2 separate regions of the Homo sapiens genome follow, and region 1 is linked to region 2. Evidence: read pairs that join two places in POLR2A ChIA-PET (ENCODE). Cell type or tissue: PC-9. All regions are shown on one strand. Links, peaks and the distances in the headings refer to the core of each region. The heading gives the core; the rest is flanking DNA.

Evidence for each region. ChIA-PET counts read pairs that join two places held together with the same protein. Peaks named below come from ENCODE experiments on the same cell type or tissue, not always from the same donor. Only the 100,000 strongest peaks of a DNase experiment are listed, where the experiment ranks them.
Region 1: POLR2A ChIA-PET joins it to region 2 with 26 read pairs; 7 of 35 experiments call an interaction of 5 or more read pairs at or near these places.

Annotation. Positions count from the first base shown.
Region 1 is chr12:52,186,657-52,198,246 of GRCh38, forward strand. It overlaps KRT80 (keratin 80), which reads right to left and starts at 5,358. Exons shown (of 9, transcript NM_182507.3): 1 at 4,947-5,358. The coding sequence starts at 5,246. RefSeq lists an enhancer at 11,548-11,590. In PC-9, for the core only: no CTCF peak of the experiment used is centred there; DNase peaks (open chromatin) are centred at 5,385, 5,715, 7,595, 8,475 and 1 weaker place; H3K4me3 peaks cover 2,867 bases; H3K27ac peaks cover 6,357 bases.
Region 2 is chr12:52,239,042-52,250,631 of GRCh38, forward strand. KRT7 (keratin 7) reads left to right here. Exons shown (of 9, transcript NM_005556.4): 5 at 2,431-2,595; 6 at 3,971-4,096; 7 at 6,371-6,591; 8 at 9,136-9,170; 9 at 9,550-9,880. The coding sequence ends at 9,719. It overlaps KRT7-AS (KRT7 antisense RNA 1), which reads right to left and starts at 8,407. Exons shown (of 2, transcript NR_146274.1): 1 at 8,136-8,407; 2 at 6,002-7,427. It also overlaps the pseudogene KRT87P. RefSeq lists enhancers at 3,800-4,775, 5,169-5,598, 5,649-5,798, 10,759-11,365. In PC-9, for the core only: no CTCF peak of the experiment used is centred there; DNase peaks (open chromatin) are centred at 4,470, 5,060 and 8,510; H3K4me3 peaks cover 1,234 bases; H3K27ac peaks cover 7,773 bases.

The DNA of each region.
Region 1 (11,590 bases), core at 1,110-9,109, 53 kb before region 2:
GCTGGTCACTGTGGGCCCTGGGATCCCAGCTACCCTTCATGGGCTGGCTTCTGCCTCCAGTTAGGGACAGTTTTGCCTCGAGGTGAAACCCTGGGAGGGCTCTGAGCCCAGCTGCGCCTCTCAGACTCTGCCTACCATATGCCTCTTGCTGGGAGGGTCCTGCGCAGTCCTCTCCTTCCTTCTACCCAGTCCAGCCCAGCTCAGCTTGGGGCTCCCCCTGCCTCCCTCCTCCCCACCCTGGCTGTCCTCTCTACTCTCCTTCCCATCACCAGGTCCTCCTCTCCTCCCCATTTGTTCTTCCAGCTCCCTCCTGCAGGAAGCCCTCCATGACTCATATCTTGAAAGGCCCCCAGTTTACCTGTTTCTCATTTGTCCTGACCCACCACTTTCCCCATCACACTGGGAGCCATCTGCTCCCCCTTGGGGCCTCTCCTCCCTTGGTGCCAGGGATAGGCCATGAGGGCAGGCCATGAGGTTGGAGGCCTGGTTGGGGCCTGGCTCCCGTCAGTGTGGGTTGTTTGTCATGAGGATGTTTTGATAACCAGCCCAGTGATGCTCCCTATGGTCACAGGTGAGTAGCTGGGCCTTCTCCCACCACTGCCGGTGCTGCTGGCCCAGGCTCCCAGAATCGTAGCCTGCGAGAGCTGCCAGCAGCCTTTTGGATCAGCTGAGCTGGGCCCTTCATTTGCAGAGGAGGCAATGGAGGCCAGGGGTGTCAAGTGACTTCTCCAGGGTCACAAAGCAACTCGGTGGCCCAGCTTCCCAGAGAGCCCCATCTGATGGCCACTGCCCTCTCTGCACCTTCGTAGGCTCCCGAACGGTCAGGTGGGGCCAGCCCCTCTCTCTCTGCTCTGCTTCTTCAGGGTGTCCTTGTTTTTCCTGAAGTGCTCTGACGACCCTTCGACATTCACAGCAGACAACGCCAGCAGGAATACTGGATGATGGCGTTTGACGGTATTTGCGGGCTGCCATTCCCCTGCATATCTGTACTGGTAGGTTCTGCTTGAAGCCAACCTTAATCCTGCTCTCTGCTGTACTCACAGCCAAACAGGTTCAGTAGGGATGGAGGTCAAGAGGGTTTCTGCCCTGCCTTGTGAGTGTGAGAGGGAGCGTTGGGGGGGCAGGTATCTGCTCACCCCACCTTGCCTCCGTTTTGACAAGCAGGAGCCCCATGTTTACACTGAGGGTGGAGTGAGAGGAGAGATGTGAGGCTCCTTCCTCCACCCATGAGCAGCAGAGAAATCTTCACACCAGGAAGTTCTTCCTACAGTCTAACCTCAATTCCCTATGCTTCAGCACTAGCTCGCTGGGACATGGTGTGCGTTTGGCCGGCCAGTCCAGCTAGAAGGCATCTGTGGTCTTAGGGGATCAGGGACAGCCCCCTGTTTTCTGCTGCCCTTGGGGGAGTCTCTGGTTGTCTCAGTGGGCGGGGATGGAAATTCATTCCCCACTTGGGACCTTCCTTGCAGAAAGGCTCCTCCCTCTCAGAACAAGGACCTGGGGAGGGCTCATAATCCTGGTGCCCTGAGAGGTGCCAGGTTAATTGCCTCCAACCCAGGAAGACTGCCGAGCCTTCACCTCTGATTCCTCCTCTCTGTTCTGCCTGGCCCTCTGCCCTTAGATCATACAGTAGCAGCTGTAGCAGGGACCTCTCCATTTTACAGATGAAGAAACTGAAGCCCAGTTGAAAAGTAGGGCCAGGTTGGGGCTGAGGTTAGGGGAGAGGCATGTTGTTTTGTGGGGGAAACCGAGCAGCCTAAACTGGAACTCCTGGAGGGAGACAGGCCGGACATCCCAGAGGCTGCAGGTCTTACAGGGGAGTGCCTCTGGGCCACACAGGTAGTGTTCCTTAGCGGGGGCTGTTGAATCCCCGGCCTTCAGCCAGACATTGGCTTTAGCCAGGGAGCCTCAAAGACTCACGAGCAGTGGCTGGTTTGTGCTTTTCTGCATACAGGCAGGGGGAAGGCTGACTTCAGCTCTTCCAGAGGTCACACAGGCCTCGGTGAAGACATTGTCTCCATCCCTCTGTCTCCATCCCTCTGTCTCCAGGCATTTTACCACTGCTCATAGGTTCCCTCTCTACAGCCTCCCCAGGATGAGCTCAGGCAGTCCTGCCTCTTGCCTCTCTCTCCATCCCCTCTGTTGTCTGTGTGTGCGTGAAGGCAAGAAGCCCAGCCAGCAGCCTCTGCTGGAGGTCGGCCTTGCGCCCTCCCTGCCTCCCCTGGCCTCTCCTGCTGCTACTGCTTCTCCTCATCCCCCTTCATCTCATGACTGTTGCCTTACCAGTCCTTCCACTGGGACGAGCTCAGGACCACCGGCAGAGCAGAGCAGTGGAATCTGGGGCGCAGAGAGGGTAAATGACTTGCCCAGGAAAACGCAGCCAGCAAGTGGAAGAAACCACAGTGTTCCAGGGCCTCTACCACCTCCTGAGAGTCTCTGCTCCTCCTGAGTGCTCCCAGGTTCCTCTCAGTTCCTCAGAGGGCCCCCACCCCTCTCCTCTCTTTACCCAGAGCCCCCACCCACTGGTCATGGCGTCTCACCCCTGGGCCTTCCTCTGGGTCCATAATTGCTCAACAGCCCTGCGCCGTACCTCCTGCCCATGAGTCCCTTCACTCCTCTATCCGGCAGGGAGCCTCTCCCCACCTGCTCTCCAGGCTCCTGCCTGGAAGGGGCTAACTGGGTTCTAGCTGCTCCCTGGGCCAGGCCCATTTATTTCATTTTTTATTTAACAGTTATAATATACTTAATATATACCAGATATGTTCTAAATTCTTTTCAAAAATTCTCCCATTTGATTCTAATGAGCCTGCTAACCTAATGTGTGCTGAGGCACAGAGAGGTTAAATAACCTGCCTGAGACAACACAGCTGGTCAGTAGTGGACCGGGATTTAAACCCCACAATGCTGCTCCAGATTTCACATCTTAACCACTTCCTGCTTCCATGTGGGCCCTCACAGCCTCCACAAGGAGGCAAGGAGGGTGGGGCTAACAGATCTTTGCAGAGTTGAAGGGTCAGCTGGGGCCCCTTGGGGCCCTGCAACCAGGGCCCCCAAACGGCCAGTACCCACAGCTCCCTGTGTCCCACCCTGAAGGGCACCCCATCTCAAGGTCAAGGCTAAGGGTTGGGAGGCTCCAATTCTGCTAAAGAACTTCAAGGGCATTGCCCTGGTCTCTGGGCACAGGACCCCAACCCTGAGGGCCTCTTCCCTGTGCTTATATCCTCCCATCCCCATGGCAGGGGCACAGGGTGATATCAGTGCTGGCGTTTGAGGGAGAAAACCACCCATCTGAGCCAAATTCCATAGCTCAGTGAAGCATTCCTTCTAAGGGATTAAACTGGGTTTGGTCAGGAGGTGGCTCTTTAGGGACCTGCCTCCCCAGGGCAGCTGGGCTGCTCTTAGAGGGAGAACCAGCTCAGCAATGCAAGGCTCTGTGCAGTTAGGGCTGGGGGAAGGGATGCTCTGCCTCAGTGGACTGTGGTCCTTCCCCTCTGGGTACCCAGGGGTACCCCAGGTGTGGATGATGAAACTCTGGTCTAGGCACATGAATGGAAGAAGGAAAGAAAAGATTCCCACCACAGAGACCACTGACTTCGTGTCTCAACAGACCTGAGTTCAAATCCAGACTACCATTTGCTGGTTGTGTGATCTTGGGCAAGGCACTTAGCCTTGCTGGTCCTCAGTTTCCTCATCTGCACAGTTGGGAAAATAACAGCCACTGCAGGGTGGCAGTGTGGCTTGAATTTCATTGCATTTGCAATGTTCCTCCAGAGGGCAAGGCATAAGTAGATGCTCAATGCATGTTACTTTCTTCCCTCTGCCCCTCTCTGTGAGCTCCCACCTCATGGGGGAGACCAGCAACATGCAGAGGAACACAGAATCAGAGGCCAAGAGCAGACAAGGACTGAGCCAGGGGCTGAAGGCTGGACCTCTGGTTTACTGGCAGGTTCAGAAATGTACAGTTTTCCTTATCTGTGAAATGGACATAAAATTGTCTTCTCCCATAAGGTTGTTGAGAGAAATACAGATAAACCTGAAAAGCATCAGCACAGTGCCTGGCACATAGTAAGCAATTAACCAATGGCAGCTGGCACTATCATGATTATTCTTGAGGGTGCAGGAGGGTGCAGAGTCAGGAGGAGTTTCTTGGAGAAGATGAGTAAAGAACAGATTTGGGAAGTGGATAACTTCCTTGGGAGCTCCCTTGCCCTGGGAGCAGAGGTGGACACGAGTGCCCCAGACCTGTTGCAGGCCATGGGTAGTGGAGTCTAGGAAGTGTGGTTGTGATGCTGAGGATGCACCTCCCGCAGTCAGGAGGGGCGCAGGGTGCAGGAAGGCCCAACTGGCTTCCCTGTTCTGACTCGAGGCATCGTCCCCTGCATTCCTATCTCCTGACACCTGAGCTGCACCCTCACTTGCAGCAGTCTGGGCAGCAACCTCCTTCCAGCAGCCCCGCACTCACCCTCCACCCTGCTGGCTTTTCTGACTGGGGCAGCTGAGAGAGATGCTGTGGGACCAGAGGCTTGAGGGATAAACAGGAGCGTGGTGCCTGGGAGGCCATCTCCCCTGTCCACTTGCCTCAGAGTAGGACCGCAGAGCATGCCTCCATCAGCCATTCCTGCGAGAGGGCACCCCTGGCCACACTAGGTGGTCCTCCCCAGTCCCTGCCTGGGTGGTGGGTGACCCCAGGTCATGCAGCATGTTATTATCAACACATCCCTCAAAGGCCATCCTGGGGTCCCTTTCTCCCCACATGCCAGGATGGATCAGGGACTTCCCTCCCCCAGCCTCTGCTCAGAGCTAGCCTGTCGGGTTAGCAGTGCCATCTCCCCATTGGCTGGGTGCAGGGGTGGGGCGCGGTGATCGATGCTCAGGGAAACACAGAGCTCAGCTACCGGCCCAGGCCTGGCAGCCCTTCATGTTTGGGACCCCCTACTTGTGCTCACCTTGCCAATTAGGGAGGCAAATTTATCATTGAGGGCCTTCATCTCCTCCTTCTCCTGGTTCTTCAGCTGCTGAACAGCGGGGTCCAACTTGACATCCAGGGGCACCAGCAGGCCGGGGTTCACAGTCACCTTGGAGATAGTGCCAGCCGACCAGCAGCCTGTGAGGCTGCGGGAGCTGAAGCCCGGCCCGGGGGCCCTGCAGCTGTCCCATCCTGAGGTTCCAGGCCGGGGGCTGCCCACCGGGGTCACCTCACAGCTGCTGAGGCTGCTGAAGCCAACCACGCAGGAGCGGCAGGCCATGGTGCCCCCGGCCGGAAGCAGGAGGGCCCAGGGGGGTGAGCGAGTGAGCCTGGGGTTGCGTCGGGTGGCAGGCTCTGGTTGCTCTGGTCACAGCTGGGGCGGGCTGGGGACTGAGGAGCAGACACCTGTTGCACAGTGCTCATTAGCTGCAGGAGGGCGGGACGCCTCCCAGCCTGACCAACCTGTTGGATGATGTGGGTGCTCCCGCCCCTCCCCCAGCAGCATGTAGGTCTCCCTCCCAACAGGTATCTGCATTGCTTAGGGGGCTGGTCCACAGCCCCCTGCCCCAAAGAAAGCAGGCCTAGCTCTGGGGAGGGGGCCAAGGCTGGACTGGCCGGGTGGGTTGGGGGTGGGGAGTTGGCAAAAGGAAGGCCATTCAAGGGGGCAGGAGAGAAGAGAGAGCGCCTCACCGCAGACCTCACTGCATACTTGAAGGCTGACGTATCTGGGCTCACATACTTCTGGAAAAGATGAGTCAAGCATAGGCCTTGAGCTCCCGAGTGTAGGGCAGCTATCCTGGGCACCGTGCCAGCCTGGCACTGGAAAACAGCACTTATTATTTATTTTCTGGCTGCCAAAGAGTCTCCCTGGCTTATCTTCCCCCTTCCTTCTACCCCCTCTCCCTTCCTTCCTTCCTTCACTTTAACTAGCATTGATTGAGGACCTACTATGTACACCCTACTGTCTCAGAGGCTGGGAGGACATAGACGGTCAAGGCCAAGGAGCTCTCAGCATTGGAAATGTGAGACCTGGTTCAAGACTCAGCTGGACTGCTCACCACTCATGTGACCTCAGGCACGTTACTTGACTTTTGTCTTCATTTGTAAAGTGGGGATGAAAACACCCACCTCACAGGAGGTAGCATGTACAAAGCACTTGGTAGAGGACAGGGGACAAAGTTGGCCTCAATCAGTGGTACTGCCTTCCGGGTGCTGAGTCTAGCAGGGGCGATGGGTATGGCTGAATGCAGCTCTGCTCTGGGGCAATGAGAATCCCTGCCTTCCTCACACTCTTTCCTCCCCACTCTTCTTTCTCTTCTCTGCCTCCTTTGACCTCTTTTACACCATCTGTGAAGTAGAAATAGAAAAGACCCCATTTTGCCCCCACAGAGCCTCTGACAGGGCGGCAGAGGCCCACCTGGCCCAGGGCAATGCCTACCTTTCCACAGTTCCTGAGACCCCACTCTCCCACCCCAGGGGGTTACCAGCTCTCCCAGCCCTGCGTCTCCTTTCCTGGCCTGGTGGTCCTGATGTTCTGGCCCTGGTGGCTGGATCTGCATGTCTTTCCTGGACCTGGCTCAATCCTGCTCTGGGTGGCAGGGGCCAGAGCAGAGAGAGGAGTGTGTCTGGGAGAGTCACAGATGGTCAGAGATAGAAGGGGTAGCAGCCCCCTCTGGGCCCAGAGGAAGAGAGAGCCCCTGAGCGGGGAGAACCATTTGCCAGTCACATCGCGGACCCTGGGCCTCCACCTCCAGGGCAGACATCTTTTTCACACACTAGGCACTTCTGGCTCACAAGGGCACAGGACCCTGTCTAGAGGCCACGGGTCCATCCTAAGCCTGATCCCAGGATCTGGTGCCGGGTAGGGTAGCGAGGCACTGGTGGGTGACTGACGTGCGCCACGCTCCCCACTCAACACCCACGTGTGGGGCCACCTTGGCCTCCCACCGTCCTCACTCTGGCCTGGCATCCGAATGGCATGTGGTCAAGCACAGCACCTTGCCCCCCACCCGTCACCCCTGTGTACTCTGTGGGGAAGGGAGGGGGCAGCAGTGGCGTCTGGGCTCTGCCAAGGCCAGAATAACAGCTGATACATCAGATATGTCCCAGATGCTTTGCAGGAATTAGCTCCTCAATCCTGACAACCACCACTTGAGGTGGACACTTTAATTCTCATCACTCCAAATGACAGAGGAGGAGGCTCAGGGGGCTGGAGTGTCTAGTCTAAGGCCACACGATTATGATGGATGGGAACCTGGACAGTTGGGGTGAGGAGCTCTTTAATCTGAGCCTCTAAGTTTTAGGACCCCTAGAAAGGGTAGCGGGTTAGAGAAGGAAGCTGCCTTCTTACTGTCTGGGGTGCAGTTTAGGGCAGCCCCGCCACCTAATTCTCTCGGAGCCGAACGCTTTTTTCTCCCAAGTGCCTGTGCATGACTTAAATCTATTTCTTGCTTCCTTCCTTTGGCCTCAGTCAGCTCCTGAGAGTTGACAGGTCTTGGTTAATTGCCAAGTCCCTGGCTCCTAGGCTGGCTTTGCAGGGCTTGCCTCTTGGGCCCCACACCAGGGGGCTTTGCTTTCGGATGTCTTCACCTCCCTGGAGCAATGGAAGGCATGCTAGCCTGGGGCTCTGGGCTGGGGGAGGTATGTGGGGCTTGCCTGTTGCTTCCTTTCTGGCCGGACAGTCTTCCTTGGGTGCAGTCAGTAGAGATGTCTTTGACTGTCACTGCTGTGGCTGCCAAACAGGAACAGCCACAAAAAAGCCCCAAATAAACAAAACTCCACAAACAGCCCAGCCCTACCTCCTCCCTCTCCCCTCCTCACCCCGTCTCCTTTCCTCCCCCAGCTCATCTTCAATCCTCCTGACAACCACCACTTGAGGTGGATGCTTTAATTCTCATCACTCCAATTGACAGAGGAGGAAGCTCAGAGGGCTTGAGTGCCTAGTCTAAGGTCACCCAGTTATGATGGATGGGAACCTGGACAGTTGGAGTGAGGAGCTCTACTCCCTTTACTCTGGAACTGGCATCCCTGGGGGTCCTGGTCCAGGCTGCACTCTCTGAGCAGGGCTCTCTGTCCCAGCTAGGCCAGAGGGCCTGACATCACCCTCTCCTGGCCTTGGTACAGAGCCTGAACCACCTGGGGGCTTGGACCCCCACCCAGGGAAGCAGGAGGCCTGGCAGGGGTTGGGAGGTGGGAGATGGAAAGTGGGGGAAGGTTTCCGTCTCTCTGAGGATGTTTGGGTACCCAAGCAGTCTCCAACTCCCTCCTGGATGTACAAATAAACAAACCTGCTTGGGGCTTCAGGTGAGGATGGGCTTGGACAACCCCCGCTAGAAATAACACCTGGACATCCTGTACCCTCTGGGACTCCGGAACCCTGCTCTTCTAGTCCTTACATGGTCCAGGGACAGGAATCTACATCTCCCTTTCCTGCCTCTTGAGTCTATCCCCTTTACCCCAGTCCCCTGTCACTGGTAACAGGACACAATCCTGATGATCCAGGAGGCAGAGAAAGAGCAGAGGAGGGGCTGGGCTGGCTAGAGGCGAGGAATGGGGAAGAGGCTTAGGCTGGGCTGCCAGAGCCTCCTGGAACTGGTCTTGAAGTGAGGGGGAGTTTTCTTGTTTTTTCTCTCTCCTCCTCCCATTTCCTTCTCCACGTCACTCCCACCCAACCTGTGGTCTGTCTCCTTCGCATTCTCATCCGCCTCCTCTGTGTTTTCGATTGTCATGCTCTCTCTCACTTATCTTACTGTCTGTCTGTCCCTCTCGGAGTCACCTGCCCACTCAGAGTCCTGGCCTGGAGCTCCTCCTTTCGGCCCTGGGTGGGGGCAGAGGGAACAGGGTTTGTGTCCTTGCAGCCCAGTTGGATGTCCTTATGAGAATGGCATCCCTGTGTCATAGTTTCAGCGCCTCCTCTTTGCCTTGCTCCCCATTTGGCCTGAGGCCTCCTGGCCTGTGGAGCATCAGGTCTCTGGAAATGCTGGATGGCAAGACATAGTTGTTGGGTGAATGTTCCAATGGGCACATCCTAGCCTGGGTCAGGCTCTGGGGCAGGATTTGACTCTTGGGGAGACAGACAGGGACTCTCTGGGCAGGGGAGCCAGCAAAGGGTTTGGAATCTACAGGGGAAAATCTTTGTATCACTGCAGGACATGATGGGAAGGAGGGCCACTCCTCCAAGAAGCCTTCCCACATGAGCCTGCTCAAGTTTCTGTCAATCTTTCATCTTCTCCCCTAAATGCATGTCCCCACCTATGGTCGTGATCTGGGTCAGTGCCATCTCCCTTATGAAGTTAGCAACTCCTGGCCTTTATTCTCTGGATATTCCCTTTGAGCAGGGCTGATCCAGGGTCCAAGTCCTGGGAGTGGGAGGACCTAGGCTGGGGGCTGAGGGTCTTTGGCAGACTGTGGCTATGTGGTTAGAAGTTCTTTTTTTTTTTTTTTTTTGAGACAGAAGTTCTTTTTTTTTCTGAGATGGAGTATTGCCCTGTCGCCCAGGCTAGAGCGCAGTGGCGTGATCTCAGCTCACTGCAACCTCTGCCTTCTGGGTTCAAGCAATTCTCCTGTCTCAGCCTCCCGAGTAGCTGGGACTACAGGCACATGCCACCATGCCCAGTTAAATTTTGTTTTGTTTTGTTTTTAGTAGAGATGGAGTTTCACCAGGTTGACCAGATGTTCTTGATCTCGACCTCATGATCCGCCTGCTTTGGCCTCCCAAAGTGCTGGGATTACAGGCGTGAGCCACCGCACCTGGCCCCCCCTTTTTTTGTAACAGTATTTTACTCTGCCACCCAGGCTTGAGTGCAGTGGTGCGATCTCGGCTCACTGCAACCTCTGCCTCCCAGGTTCAAGCGATTCTCCCGCTTCAGCTTCCCGAGTAGCTGGGATTACTGGTGCGCACCACCATGACTGGCTAACTTTTGTATTTTTTGGTAGAGACAGGGTTTCACCATGTTGACCAGGCTGGTCTTGAACTCCTGACCTCAAGCAATCTGCCCGCCTCGGCCTCCCAAAGTTCCAGGATTACAGGTGCCTGGCCTGTGGTCAGAATTTCTGAGGGTCCCAGAGCTGAGGGTTGGGGACGTAAGTGTAGGTGTGGGAAGGGTCAAGAAAGGAGAACTAACAGCAAGGATAGAGAAATTAAGCCTCCTCCACATGCCAGGCAGGCTATGGAGACATGGAAGAGGCAATGACCCAGGTGACGGTGTCTACGATGCCTTCCCAGATAGGGACCATGAGCTCAGGCCTGAAGGAAGAGCAAGAGCTGTCCAGGCAGGGGAGGGGAAGGGTATTTCAGGCTGGGCCAGCATTATGTGCTGCGGATGTGAGAAATTATTTGTGTGGGGTTTTGACAGAGAATGACAACTGAATGAATGAATGACTACTCCAGCTGGTGTTACTGGAGTGTTGGAGGTACTGTAGAGCTCAGAGGAGCAGTGACGCCCTTGGAGTCCCACAGAGGCTTTCATCAAGGCATGTCTTTACTGTGCATACTATCCTTCAGGGGCTCCCCGTGGCTTTGGGGATGGAAGATTCCTCGGAATGCCAAACCCAATCCTTCTTCCTTGCTGGGTCTCACCTCCACTATGCCTTTTTTCTCTCCACAGCCCTGCCCATTTTCCCACCCGCCGACCCCACCACACTGGCCACCTTTCCCTGCACCTGCTGAGTGGTGTCAGGTGATTGGGTTGAACAGCACAGATATAGAACAATTCCATCATCACATATGGTCCTATCGGACAGTGCTGACCTGCAAAGCAGGCATCTGAGATGGGTCAGGAGGCTGCAGATTCCTGGAGGCTGTGAAAGGGTTCAAGACTGTCCAGCGGGCAGCCTGGGATGTGGCAGGAGCACTGAACCTGGACTTAGGAGACCTGGTTTCTGGTCTGGGGCTCTGCCACTCACCAGCTGTGTGGTTTGGAGCCAAATGCTTGGCCTCTCTGGGCCTCAACGGCCTGTAAAATTAGGTTGTACTACAAATCTTTTTTTTTTTTTCCAGTTTAGTTCAACAAACGTTCCTCAAACTGTAGTGGAGCCTCTTGCTCTGCTGGGTACTTGGCTTCCAGTGCGATCCACGGTCCCTGGCCAAGCAGCATGCTGGGAGGTTGGGCAGGTGCGGGTGTTCTGTAATGAGGCCAGGCCTCTGGCGCCAGGGAGAGGTAGGCATGGGCTAATTACACTTTCCTGTCTTCACAGCACTCAGCCCAATTTGTAATTATTTATTGTTGGTGTTTACGTGTTTGTGTCTGCCTCCCCTGCACAGCTCTGTGAGCACACGGACTGTGTGGTGGCTTTGTTTCTTTAGTGTCCCAATGCCTGGCATAGTGCCTGGCACACATCATAGGTGCTTGATAACTATTTCTTTCTGGAGTGAGTAAAAGGCCACCCTTCCTCCCAGCGCCCATGTTACACTGGATTTCAACACAGGGTACAACCGCAAGAGCTTTGGGATGCTGTAGAGTGACAGAGCCCAGGCAGGATGTGGAAGGAAGTCAGCATGGGTGTCCCCCCATCTCTGGCAGCTAGCTTTGGGGCCCCTGCCCCACCCTTGCTAGGCTGTGCTGGGCTCACTGGGATGAGTCACAGGTTGATACTGGGTCCTCTGCCTGGAGGAGTCAGGCAGAC
Region 2 (11,590 bases), core at 1,626-9,625:
TCCCTCCGTTCCTCACAGGCTGAGTACTATGGGGTCACGATCTTCCTGGACGTTGTCTATTGGTTGTTGGGTTGGGGCTTTAGGTGTTTTTTTTTAGGTTGTCTTGCTGCATTTTATTGCAGCCTACAATGCATTGCAATCCTAGTCAGCTCAAGGGCTCTTTAAGTATTTGACTTATGACCTAAGTAGCTGGGCAGGCTGATAAGAACAGAAAAAGTGAGCCATTTTGCAGGCTAGAAAACCTTCATTTTAGACTAAACTTCTTTGGTTCAGGTGAGGGCAAGAGAAGCTGGGGGCTGACAAGCAGGCACTGGCTATTCAAGCAAAGGGCTAGTATATCCTATTTCTTCTGTAGTTTGCTGACCTAAGCCAATTTAAAGCACTTTGTCTTGGAAATGGACCATTATATACATTATTTCCTTCATCAGGGGTTGCGAGGATTTATCCTGCCCTTTATCCCTTCTGGACTCAGGAATTCAGGACAGGCTAAGGATTCGGGAGGAGGTGGGGGTGAGTCAATCAGGATTGACCTTGGAGAGACATGGGATGATCGCAGCATTTCTAAGGAAGGGGGATTGGGTGGGACTGGAAGGAACCAGGAGGAGGTCAGGGGACTCCAGGTTGTGACAGGGTTCAAAGGTGGGCTAGGTAGGGCCAGCAGGGGAGCCCAAGTCAGGAGAGACTGGATTGCCTGAGCATTTACTCCCAGAGGGGCTGGGTGGGTAGCTGCCTGCCAACTCACCACTCTAATGTCCTCCCTTCCCTTCTTATTCTCTCCCTCTCACCCTTGTCCTCCGGGGTTTCCAGCTCTTTTTCTTCAAGGGGATTTAAAAATCTCTCCACTCTCATCAGTGTGAGTCTCTGGCCTTAGGCAGAAGGTAGGGTGGCCAGTCACCTGGCAGAGGCTAGGCTGGGCATAATTAGCTTGTGAGGTTAATTACAAACCAGTTCTTCAGCCTAGTCTTTGCCTGAACGTCCAGTCTCCACCAGCCCCTCAGAGCAAATGTCCACAGATTCATTAATTTCAGGGGAAGTTTCTTTGAGGCTTGCTTCAGGCACTTCTAATCTCAGGTCTTCCTGGGTCTATCACATGGTTTATTTATGTGTAAACACACATGTGTACACACACACACACACACACACACATATATATAAAGTTTTCTTTTCATGGTGAAAGTTTAGTTTATTTATGTGTAAACACACCTGTGTGTATATATATAAAGTTGTTTTCATGGTGAAAGTAATACATACTCATTGCAAAACAACCAAAAAATTAAGTAAATCGTAAATTGAAAATGGATTACTTGGCCAGGCGTGGTGGCTCATGCCTGTAATCCCAGTAGTTTGGGAGGCCGAGGTGAGTGGATCACCTGATGTCAGGAGTTGGAGACCAGCCTGGCCAACATGGTGAAACCCCGTGTCTACTAAAAATACAAAAATTAGCCAGGCATGGTGGCGGGTGCCTGTAATCCCAGCTACACGGGAGGCTGAGACAGGAGAACTGGTTGAACCTGGAAGGTGGAGGTTGCAGTGAGCCAAGATTGTGCCACTGTACTCCAGCTTGGGTGACAGAGCAAAACTCTGTCTCAAAAAAAAAGAAAAAAAAAAGAAAATGGATTACTTATACCCAATGCTACCATCTTTGTGTCTACCTTTCCAGACTTTTCTGTGCTTACATATACATAAAGATATAGAAATATACATTTTCAATAAAAATAGCATCATGCTTTATTTTAATTTTTATTATTATACTTTAAGTTCTAGGGTACATGTGCACAACGTGCAGGTTTGATACATAGGCATACATGTGCCATGTTGGTGTGCTGCACCCATCAACTTGTCATTTACATTAGGTATTTCTCCTAATGCTATCACTCCCCCCTCCCCCCACGCCCCCGACAGGCCCCGGTGTGTGATGTTCCCCGCCCTGTGCCCAAGTGATGTCATTGTTCAATTCCCACCTATGAGTGAGAACGCATCATGCTTTTTTTAATGCAACAGTATACCATGGGCATATTCCCCACAGGTAGTTGGAGCCATATCATCGGTGTACAGACTGCAGAGTATTCTGTAGCATGGTGGAATATGATAATTTCATCCATTCCCCATGGCCTCCCTCACAATAGAGCTCGTGCACCTACAGAACCTCACAGTGAGAAGTCACCACAGCGCACCACACTGTCCCTTTCCTTATCCCCTTTAACCCTGCCAGATTCTCGTTTGAGACACTGCTAATGGGCCCTCAGGGAGCCAAGGGTGGGCAGAATGAAGTAACTTAATGTGTGCTGGGTCTGGGCCCCCTTGCTGCCTGGTGACTCAGCCCACTCCCAGCTGTTCTCTCTTTTCTTTCCTTTGTGAGTGGGGAATCCCAGGGTGGGCGTGGGCATAGGATCCTGCCCTAAGTCCTGATGTCCCGTCTGGTCCCTACAGGAGTTGACAGAGCTGCAGTCCCAGATCTCCGACACATCTGTGGTGCTGTCCATGGACAACAGTCGCTCCCTGGACCTGGACGGCATCATCGCTGAGGTCAAGGCGCAGTATGAGGAGATGGCCAAATGCAGCCGGGCTGAGGCTGAAGCCTGGTACCAGACCAAGGTGTGAGGCCACCAGGGGCGTATTTCCTCCTGCCAGGGTCCTTGGTGGCAGCTTCCCTTACTCCTCAACTTGTCTCAAGCCTTCAGGGCCTGGGTCCCACTGTTCTGGCAGGCACCAGTGGTTTAAGTCTGTGGTGCTCAGCCCTGGAGAAAATCCCAAGATGGGAGGACAGGGCAGAGGAAATAGATATGGATTAATCATTATAATAGCTAAAATATGGCAAGTACTTACACAGTACTAGGCTCATGTAATTATTGACTCATGTAATCCACAGAACAGCCCTATTAGATAGGCATCATTATTACCCCCATTTTGTTTTATTTAATTTAATTTATTTTATTTCTATTTTTTGAGATGGAGTCTTGCTCTGTCACCCAGGCTGAAGTGCAGTGGTGCGATCTTGGCTCACTGCAACCTTTGCCTCCCTGGTTCATGTGATCCTCGTGCCTCAGCCTCCTGAGTAGCTGGGACTACAGGTGTGCACCACCATGCCTGGCTAATTTTTTTTGTATTTTGAGTAGAGACGAGGTTTCACCATGCTGGCCAGGCTGGTCTCAAACTCCTGACCTCAGGTGATCCACCTGCCTCGGCCTCCCAAAGTGCTGGGATTATAGGCGTGAGACACCGCACCCAGCCTATTACCCCCATTTAAAGATGAGGAAATTGAGGCACAGAGAGGTTAAGTAATTTGCCTAACTGCATACAGCTAGTAGATGGAAGAGCAGGGACTAAATCCTGAATGTGAGGGCCCTAGACCTGGGAGGCTTAATCATCACATCTACTTCATGGTGGCAGGACAGTTGATGGTGCAGGGGCTGAGGGAGCAGGAGTGGGTGCTGGGGTGAACCAGTGTTCCTGAAGAAGGGATCCCGAGGCAAGGATTGAGAGGTCTGCCCCTGCAGAGATAGAGAGTCATTCATGGTGCCTGGGTGAGAACACAAGTATGCCAACAAGAAGACCTGGGTTCAGGCCCTCGTTCCATCACTGATTGGCTGTGTGATCCCTGGGTGGTGCTTTCTCTTCTCCAAGACTCACTCTCCTCACCTGTGAAATGGGTGTTCTGGGTGTTGAATGGGTGCGAATCTCAAACTCTCAGTGATTCTCCAGCAGAAGGGCATGGTGGGAGTGGAAGAGCCCTGGGGTCCATGGGGATGGGACTGCGGAGCCTTGTCTGTCCTCCCTGCCTGGCTTGGAGGAGAATGAATCCCTTCCTCACACTGCTGTCTGGTCTCCTGGCATCGGGCAAAGGTTGATGGGAGTCAGACTGTCCTTCCCTGAAAATATAAGTTGGGAGGGGCCTTGGGTGGGGAGAGGGATGAGTTACCTGTACTCACTGCCCATCTCTCTGCCATAACTCTCTGTATGGCCCCTCCAGTTTGAGACCCTCCAGGCCCAGGCTGGGAAGCATGGGGACGACCTCCGGAATACCCGGAATGAGATTTCAGAGATGAACCGGGCCATCCAGAGGCTGCAGGCTGAGATCGACAACATCAAGAACCAGGTGGGACAAGTCCTCCTGGCTTCCCCTGCTACTTGGGGCATGCAGGGGTGGCCAGCTGAGGCCAAACTCAGGATGTGGAGCAGGAGGTTCCCATCTCCCGGCCAAAGCTGGTGCCACTGTCTCAGACCCCCTTGTGAGATCTCCAGCACAGAATGTTCTTGGCCAGGTCCTGGCATGGGCTGATGGGAGAAAGGTCCTGGATGTGCACAGAGCCTGTGGAGGGAGACTCAGGCTGGCTGGCCAGAAGAAAGCCACCACTGGTTCCACATTGATACTGAGCACTCTGCTTGCACCTGGTTCTGGCTGCAGGGCGCTGTCCCTGGGAGCTCATCATTCATTGCAGGGACAGAGGACAGCAGAAGACCTTATAATGACTCACATGGCCCTTTCCCACCCACTCCAACCTCACTTTCCACGATTCCCCTCACTCTGCTCTGGCCATGCTAACCTGCTTCCTGCATCTTGCATTTGCCAAGAATGGTCATGCTTCAGGGCCTTTGCACTTGGCGTTGCCTCCCCCTGGAATGTGGTTCTCCCAGCTCTGTCCATGGTTGTTGTTTTCTCCTCCCTGGGGTTTAGGAAAAGACCCCTTCTCAGAGACGGCACTCTCAAACACCAGCCCCTCTATCGGCAGCCTGTCTGAAGTTCTTTGAAGCCCCTGTCACTCTCTGAAATGTTCTGTCTTATTCATTAAGTGATTGATGGTCCCTACCTCCACTGGAATATAACAGATGCCTGGAGAGCAGGGACCCTGTCTGTCTGGTTCACTGCTCCTCTCTTCCAGCACCTGGCACATGGCAGGGGCACGGGTCTCAGATGAGAGACTGCCTGGGAGGATGAGCTTTGCTGGAAGCTGGGGTTGGAGGTGTTGATGGGGGAAGGGCCCCCAGCCCTGGCTGAGTAGTGTGTGGCCAGGGCAGCTCAGCCTGTGCAGGTGTCTGCAGTGGAGAGAGGGGGAGGGCACACATGTGGAAGCTTCGGAAAGCTGATTTCCAGATGAGCTGTGGGTGGTGGGGGGATGTGAGGGTGATTTACCCACAAATGTCCTCCCCTTGGAGCCCTGTGGGCCTGTTTACAGGAGGGCGGAGGCTGCCTTGGGGCACAGAGGCAGGGCCGTGAGTCACCCCATGAAGTGGGCCAGCTTCCAGGCCAGGAGGGGAAGCACAGAATAACAAATGGTGGTTTCCCAAACCCTGCAGCCTCTACTACATCCGGTTCTCCTCTCACACAACAGGGCGGATCCAGGCCTATAGCCAGGTGTCTACCACCACTGAGGGGCGTCATGGGGAGCTACAAGGGGTCTCCAGAGGCAGCGGGGATGGCGTTGGCTCTGGGGGCACCAGTGTGACAGGGCAGGGCACCGAGCTGTGGCCGAGGGGCAGAGTGTCAGAGGGCCTCCTGGGGAATGCTGTCTCTGGCAGAGAGGCAGACTGCCTCCACTGAGGGAAGAGGATCTGAGGATAGAGAATGGCCGGTAAGAAGGGAGAGAAGTCCTTGCCCAGGGGACAGGGATGGTGGTTTTCTGAGCTAAACAAGATGAGGCCTGGGACTATTCAGGCTCCTGGCAGTGGGGGCTGAGCCTAAAGCAGAGGGCACTCTAAGGCCAGGGAGAAAGTGGCAGCTGCTCCAGGCAGGCACAGGTCTGGAACCAGAGCATCCCTGACCAAACCCGGGGACTGTGAGTCATGCATCTCATGGCATCTGGGGGCATCTAGGAGGGTCTCTCTGCTCCAGGCCCTCCTATTCTGCGCCTGCTCTCAACTGGTTCCTATTTTATAGGTGGTTTCTGGTCTTTGTCAGCTGCCTGACATCTGGAGACTCAATTAAGATCCCATGGTCTTCGAGCTCCTGCAGCTGGGGGCTGGGGCTGGGGGACTGGGGGTTTGAAAATCATAATAGCATTCATTAAAAATGATCACAATAGCATTTATTAAGCACTTGCTGTGTGCTAGACATTGTGCCACGGACATCTTGTATATTATCTCATTTCATCCTCAAAATCTCCTGATGTTCTCTTAGAAAAGAGGGGACTTTGGCTTAGCAGGGTTGATTCATCCATGGTCACACAGCTAGTAAGTGGCAGAGCCAGAACTGGAACATAGGCGTTGGATATCCAAACCTATGTGTTTAACCCTTAGGATTCTCTGGTACTTGGGGGAGTAGGTGGTGCCAATGAAGCCACCTTAAGCAAGTTGCCCGGGTGCTCACTGCAGGATGGGCAGGCAGGAAGGCAGACTGGTGAGCCCCAGCTTACAGCTGCACTGCTGCCCACAGCGTGCCAAGTTGGAGGCCGCCATTGCCGAGGCTGAGGAGCGTGGGGAGCTGGCGCTCAAGGATGCTCGTGCCAAGCAGGAGGAGCTGGAAGCCGCCCTGCAGCGGGGCAAGCAGGATATGGCACGGCAGCTGCGTGAGTACCAGGAACTCATGAGCGTGAAGCTGGCCCTGGACATCGAGATCGCCACCTACCGCAAGCTGCTGGAGGGCGAGGAGAGCCGGTGAGGACAAGGAACCTGGAAAGGGGATGCTTCTAGGGCTCCGTGGGGTTTGGGGCTTGACATTCATCCATTTACAAGCATTTCCTGTATGCCCCTCCTCTGCAGGGCACTGGGTGTGGGGATGCAGGGAACACAGAGCTGATGCTTGCCTCTTTGCCTTCAATGAGATGACCTTCTAGAAGGAAAGACCATGGAGTGTGAAGCTCAGTGGGCAGGTTGAAATGATAACAGTCCCTTTGTGTGTGCGGCTTCTTAGGGTTATCATATTTGATCCTCAGCACACATTCAGGTAGTCAGGTCAGAGACGATTGATTCCTTAGTCTCCAGAGGGGAAAGCTGTGGTTGAGTTTCATTAATTGAGGGAATAGGGCCAGAGTGCAGTCAGGGTGTGCTGATTCCTGCTCCAAGGATCTTCCAGGACGCCAGGCTGCTTCTCACTACAGAACTAAGTGCTACATCATGTGGGGCTAACTGACTGTGGTGGAGGGGGATCGTTTTGTTTGTCCCCAGAGATATTTGCAGACTCACTTGCAGTCAGAGAGGAGGCTGGAATGGGGGAGTCTGATAGCACATTCTTCATGAACCGCATGCCACCTCTGTCTATGCAGCTGGGCCTTCATGGGCATATTGTTGGGTTCGAACTCAACCTCTTCATTCTTGGCTTGTTATAAGACACCATGGCAACAGAGAATACGTAGGACATGTTTCTGCCCTCAGGGAGGTTGCAGAGGGTGGAGGAGACAAAACATCCACAGAGGAAACCCCCAGAGACCAGTAACTTACATTTGTAAAATGCTGAGTGTATACAAGAACTTATTCTTTTCTGAGTATTATTCCTAAGGGGCCAGAGAGAGACATGACGGAGGATGAATGGAGCAGCAGGGAAGGGAATGGGGAGTGAAGGGGTGCTAGGGCCGAGGGCCTGGGTGCTGGGAGGAGAAGAGGAGACACAGGGCCGCAGGGTATGAGTAGGAGGCGGAGAGGAGGAGGAAGGGGCTTTGCCCCTGCTGCTGACCCGCCTTCTCCCTGGGTTAGCACCCAGTCTTCTTTGTGGGAAGAAGAATTAACACCAAAAGTCTCTGGGAACACAGAAGCTGATCTGGGCACAGGGAGCTCCAGCCAAGATGCCTCTCTCTGCTTTCGCCTCTCCCACAGGCACAGGGCCCCCAAATTCTCTACAACCCATACCCTGGGCCTTCTGTTGTCATAGAAGTCAGAGTTGGGGGACTCTTAGAGTGGTACCTGATCTGGCTTCCTCCCATGGGAAGAAAAGGGGACTGAAGCTCAGAAATGGTCAGTAGTGTGCCCAAGGTCACACAGCACGCAGAGACATCCTCTTCTGAAAGCTTAATCTCAGTCTGAGCTGCTGTAACCAGGCTTAGATCCGGGTACTCTGAGAGGATATGGTTCCCCCAACCCTGGGGGGATATGGAGGTAGATACCTTGCTTTTATCTCTTAACTTATCAGAGTTGTGGTCCAGAAACTCATTCAAACTGGGAGGCCTACTTTAAGAATACAAAGTTACCAAAAAAACCCCACTTACTTAGAATGAGAAAAGTCACACAGATCACTAGAGCCTTGGACATTCAGGCCTCTTCCGTCTGAGTTCCTTAGGCATCGTACCAGAAATTCTTCGAGTTGCTGCCTGACTGCAACCTGGCTCCCTCTCCCCACCCACAAGTGCCAGCAACTCCCAGCACCAGCAGGGGCCATTTAAGCAAGCCCCCTGGAAGCTTTCAGCAAACCTCTCTCTTTCCCTCAGCCTTTGCTCTGCCTGCTTCCTGGGCTTGGGGCCGCAGAGGCCAGCGAGGCTCCCTTCATTCCCTCCACCAAAGCGAGGTCTTCCCTGCCCCCACAGAGCAAACTGATCCCCAAGGCCAAGGCCTTGGTGACAATGGGACTGTGAGTCACAAAACAAACATAGCCAGCTGTCCCGAATGGATTTTTAATTTCTACTGCAAGACCTGTTTCAGCCCCACTGGCTGCTTAAAGCCACCCCCACTCCCTGCTCCTTCCTTAGTCCTGGCTGGAGCCCCATTCAATCAGTCAACGATTCACGAATTATTTTGACATATATTAAGCAATGACTTCTCCAGGCCTCATACTGGGGATAAAAGTATCAATAGGCCACAGACACCTTTAGGATTTTATGATACGGTGAGGAAAGGCAGCCATCTACATAAATAACACATACAGCTACCATTCACCGAATCCCAGGTGCTCAGGGCTTTAGACAGATTATGTCATTTAACCCTCACAGGCCCATGAATTTGGTCCTGTAGTTGGGCCCAAGGCATAGGTGGGAAATGGAGGCCCTGAGACATTGCCTGGGGTCAGGTGGCCAGTGGATAGAAGGGCCAAGGTGAACACTCCCTTCCTGCATGCCTCCTCGCTCCTTTTACAAGGCTGAAGGCAGGCTGGAAGTGTGGGGCAAGAAGGAAAAATCAATGATCCTGCTTGGGGCCTGGAAGGAGAGAGGGCTGAGAGCGCTTCCCTCCCACGCTAGGAAAGAGCCGTCCTCACTGTCTGTCCTCTGCCCCCAGGTTGGCTGGAGATGGAGTGGGAGCCGTGAATATCTGTAAGTCCTTGGCTGCGGCCCATGGGAAGCATCCCTTGTGCTGTTTAGATGGGGCTGGGTCTAGAGAATGGCAGACTGGCCCAGGGCCCTGCTGGAGGGGCCAGGAGACTCCTTCCTTTCTACAGGGATTGACAGGTCCCCTGGAGCACATACTGCCAGGCTCAATGGCCTGGGAAGCACTACAAGAGGGCAGGGTGGGGCCAGGAGCACCTGGGGAGCAGCCCTACCCCTGTCAGATGCTCCTTCTGGGTTGGCCCATGGAGGGGGGCAGGGGTGAGGGAGAGGGGCAGCTGGGGCAGGAGGGTGGGGTGCAGTGAAGGGATGGGGTCCCTGGTAGGGAGCCTCACGCTGAAGAGAGCCCTCCTCTTTTCTCTCCCAGCTGTGATGAATTCCACTGGTGGCAGTAGCAGTGGCGGTGGCATTGGGCTGACCCTCGGGGGAACCATGGGCAGCAATGCCCTGAGCTTCTCCAGCAGTGCGGGTCCTGGGCTCCTGAAGGCTTATTCCATCCGGACCGCATCCGCCAGTCGCAGGAGTGCCCGCGACTGAGCCGCCTCCCACCACTCCACTCCTCCAGCCACCACCCACAATCACAAGAAGATTCCCACCCCTGCCTCCCATGCCTGGTCCCAAGACAGTGAGACAGTCTGGAAAGTGATGTCAGAATAGCTTCCAATAAAGCAGCCTCATTCTGAGGCCTGAGTGATCCACGTGCCTGGTATCCTGGCTTCATGAGGCTGGGCAGGGGAAAAGACGGGACTAGAGAAGGCAGGGTCTCCCTGGTGACTAGGAAGCCTTTTGTGCAGGAGACTGAGAAGGCACATGGTGGGATGGGGTGCTGCTCTAAGGAGCAGGACGCTTACCTAGGGTGAGCCTTGGCCTCCAGGTCTGGGGCTGATCCCAAAGATTCTCCTGAGGAAGCCCAGAAGAGCCACGGGGAAATGCAGGCTCTGCCAGCAATTGGGCCTTGGAGGGCTGCCCTGCTAAGGGGGTGGAAAGGCTGTTTGCCTCCCTCCCCCCATGCCCAGAGCTGCCAGAGCACATTCCTTTTGTGAGGAGGCCACAGACGTTCAGCTGCCCCAGCTTCCAGTTTCGGGTGGCCCAGCCAACTTTCATGCCAGCCGTCCTCAGCCCTTCCTGGTGCTGGGTCTGCCAGGCTCATGGTCAGCCAGGCCTGGGGCCCTGGAGAGGTCCTCTGCATCTTGAATTCTGTGGAGGTAGTGGTTGTGGGGGGGAGGTGTGTGTGTGCATGGGAGGAGGGTCCTAGAGTCTAGATCCCCGGTAACAGGTCTGTGCCTAGGACCTTAGTGGAGGGATGGGTTTGTATCTGGATCCATGGGAGTGGGGAAGGACATCTGTGTTAAGTCAGTGCTTGATGGGGGCTTCTATGTCAGAGTCCCCGACACACAGGTCTGTGTGTCTGTGAGTGTGGCAGGTGTTCTGTGGCAGGGCCTATGCATGGGGAAATGTGTCCCTGATGGGCAGCAGCACATATGATGGGTACTGTGGAGCCACAGGGAGGTCTCTGTGTCTGGGACCCCAGGGGTGATGGTGGTGGTGTGGATGGGGGAGCTATGTGGGATGTGTTGGCTTCTGGGAGGAAGTCTGTATATTTGACCCTATGGTCAGGGAACTTTCAAATGCTGAGGTGGGGGCTGGGGTGGAGAGTGGAAAAAGTGGACCAGCAGCCACAGTGATGGGGTTCCCACCCAAGGTGTCAGGAGATCCAGGCCCTCTCCCTCCCGACTAAGAAGACCAAGTGGGCAAGAGGAAGGAGAGACTCTCAGGGCACAATGCATATGATCAGGAGCTTTACTGGAAATGCTGAGACAAGCACAGGGGAGAGGGAGGGAGCCAGGCAGCCAGGCAGGAGAGGTGGCCTGTCCTGCACGTGTATTAGAAGACATTGGATTAGAAGGCACAGCAAGTCCACACCAAGGGGCTCCAGGCCCATCTGTCCCTCAGAAGCCACAGGCATCCAGGCCTCCGGACCGGGGTCTTTACCTAGGGCTGCGAGGACAGTCCTTTAGATTCGGGGGTTGGGAGAGCTGCGGGCTAGGAGCCCTGTGCTCTCGGAAGCAGTGAAGGGACTAGCGGGCGGGGATGCGAGACAGGAAGGCGCGGCGTGGGGGCCGATGGGGAGGCTGGGCCCCGAAGCCCTCCTTCCCCACGTCTGGGGACCGTGGGAGCTCCGGGCTGCCTCTGGAGGCAGAGGCTGCTGCTGGTGAGGCGGCGTCGGTACAAAGTGGGGCGCTCAGGCGAAGCGCACGGAGCGGCCGCTGCCGCTGCTCTGGCCGCAGGGCGCACACAGGCCGGTGCTCACCGCCACGTTCCCGCTGCAGGGGGCACTGCAGACGCTGCCCGTCACCGGCCGGGAGCCCGACACGCACAGGTCCCCGCATAAGACCCCGCCGCGAGAG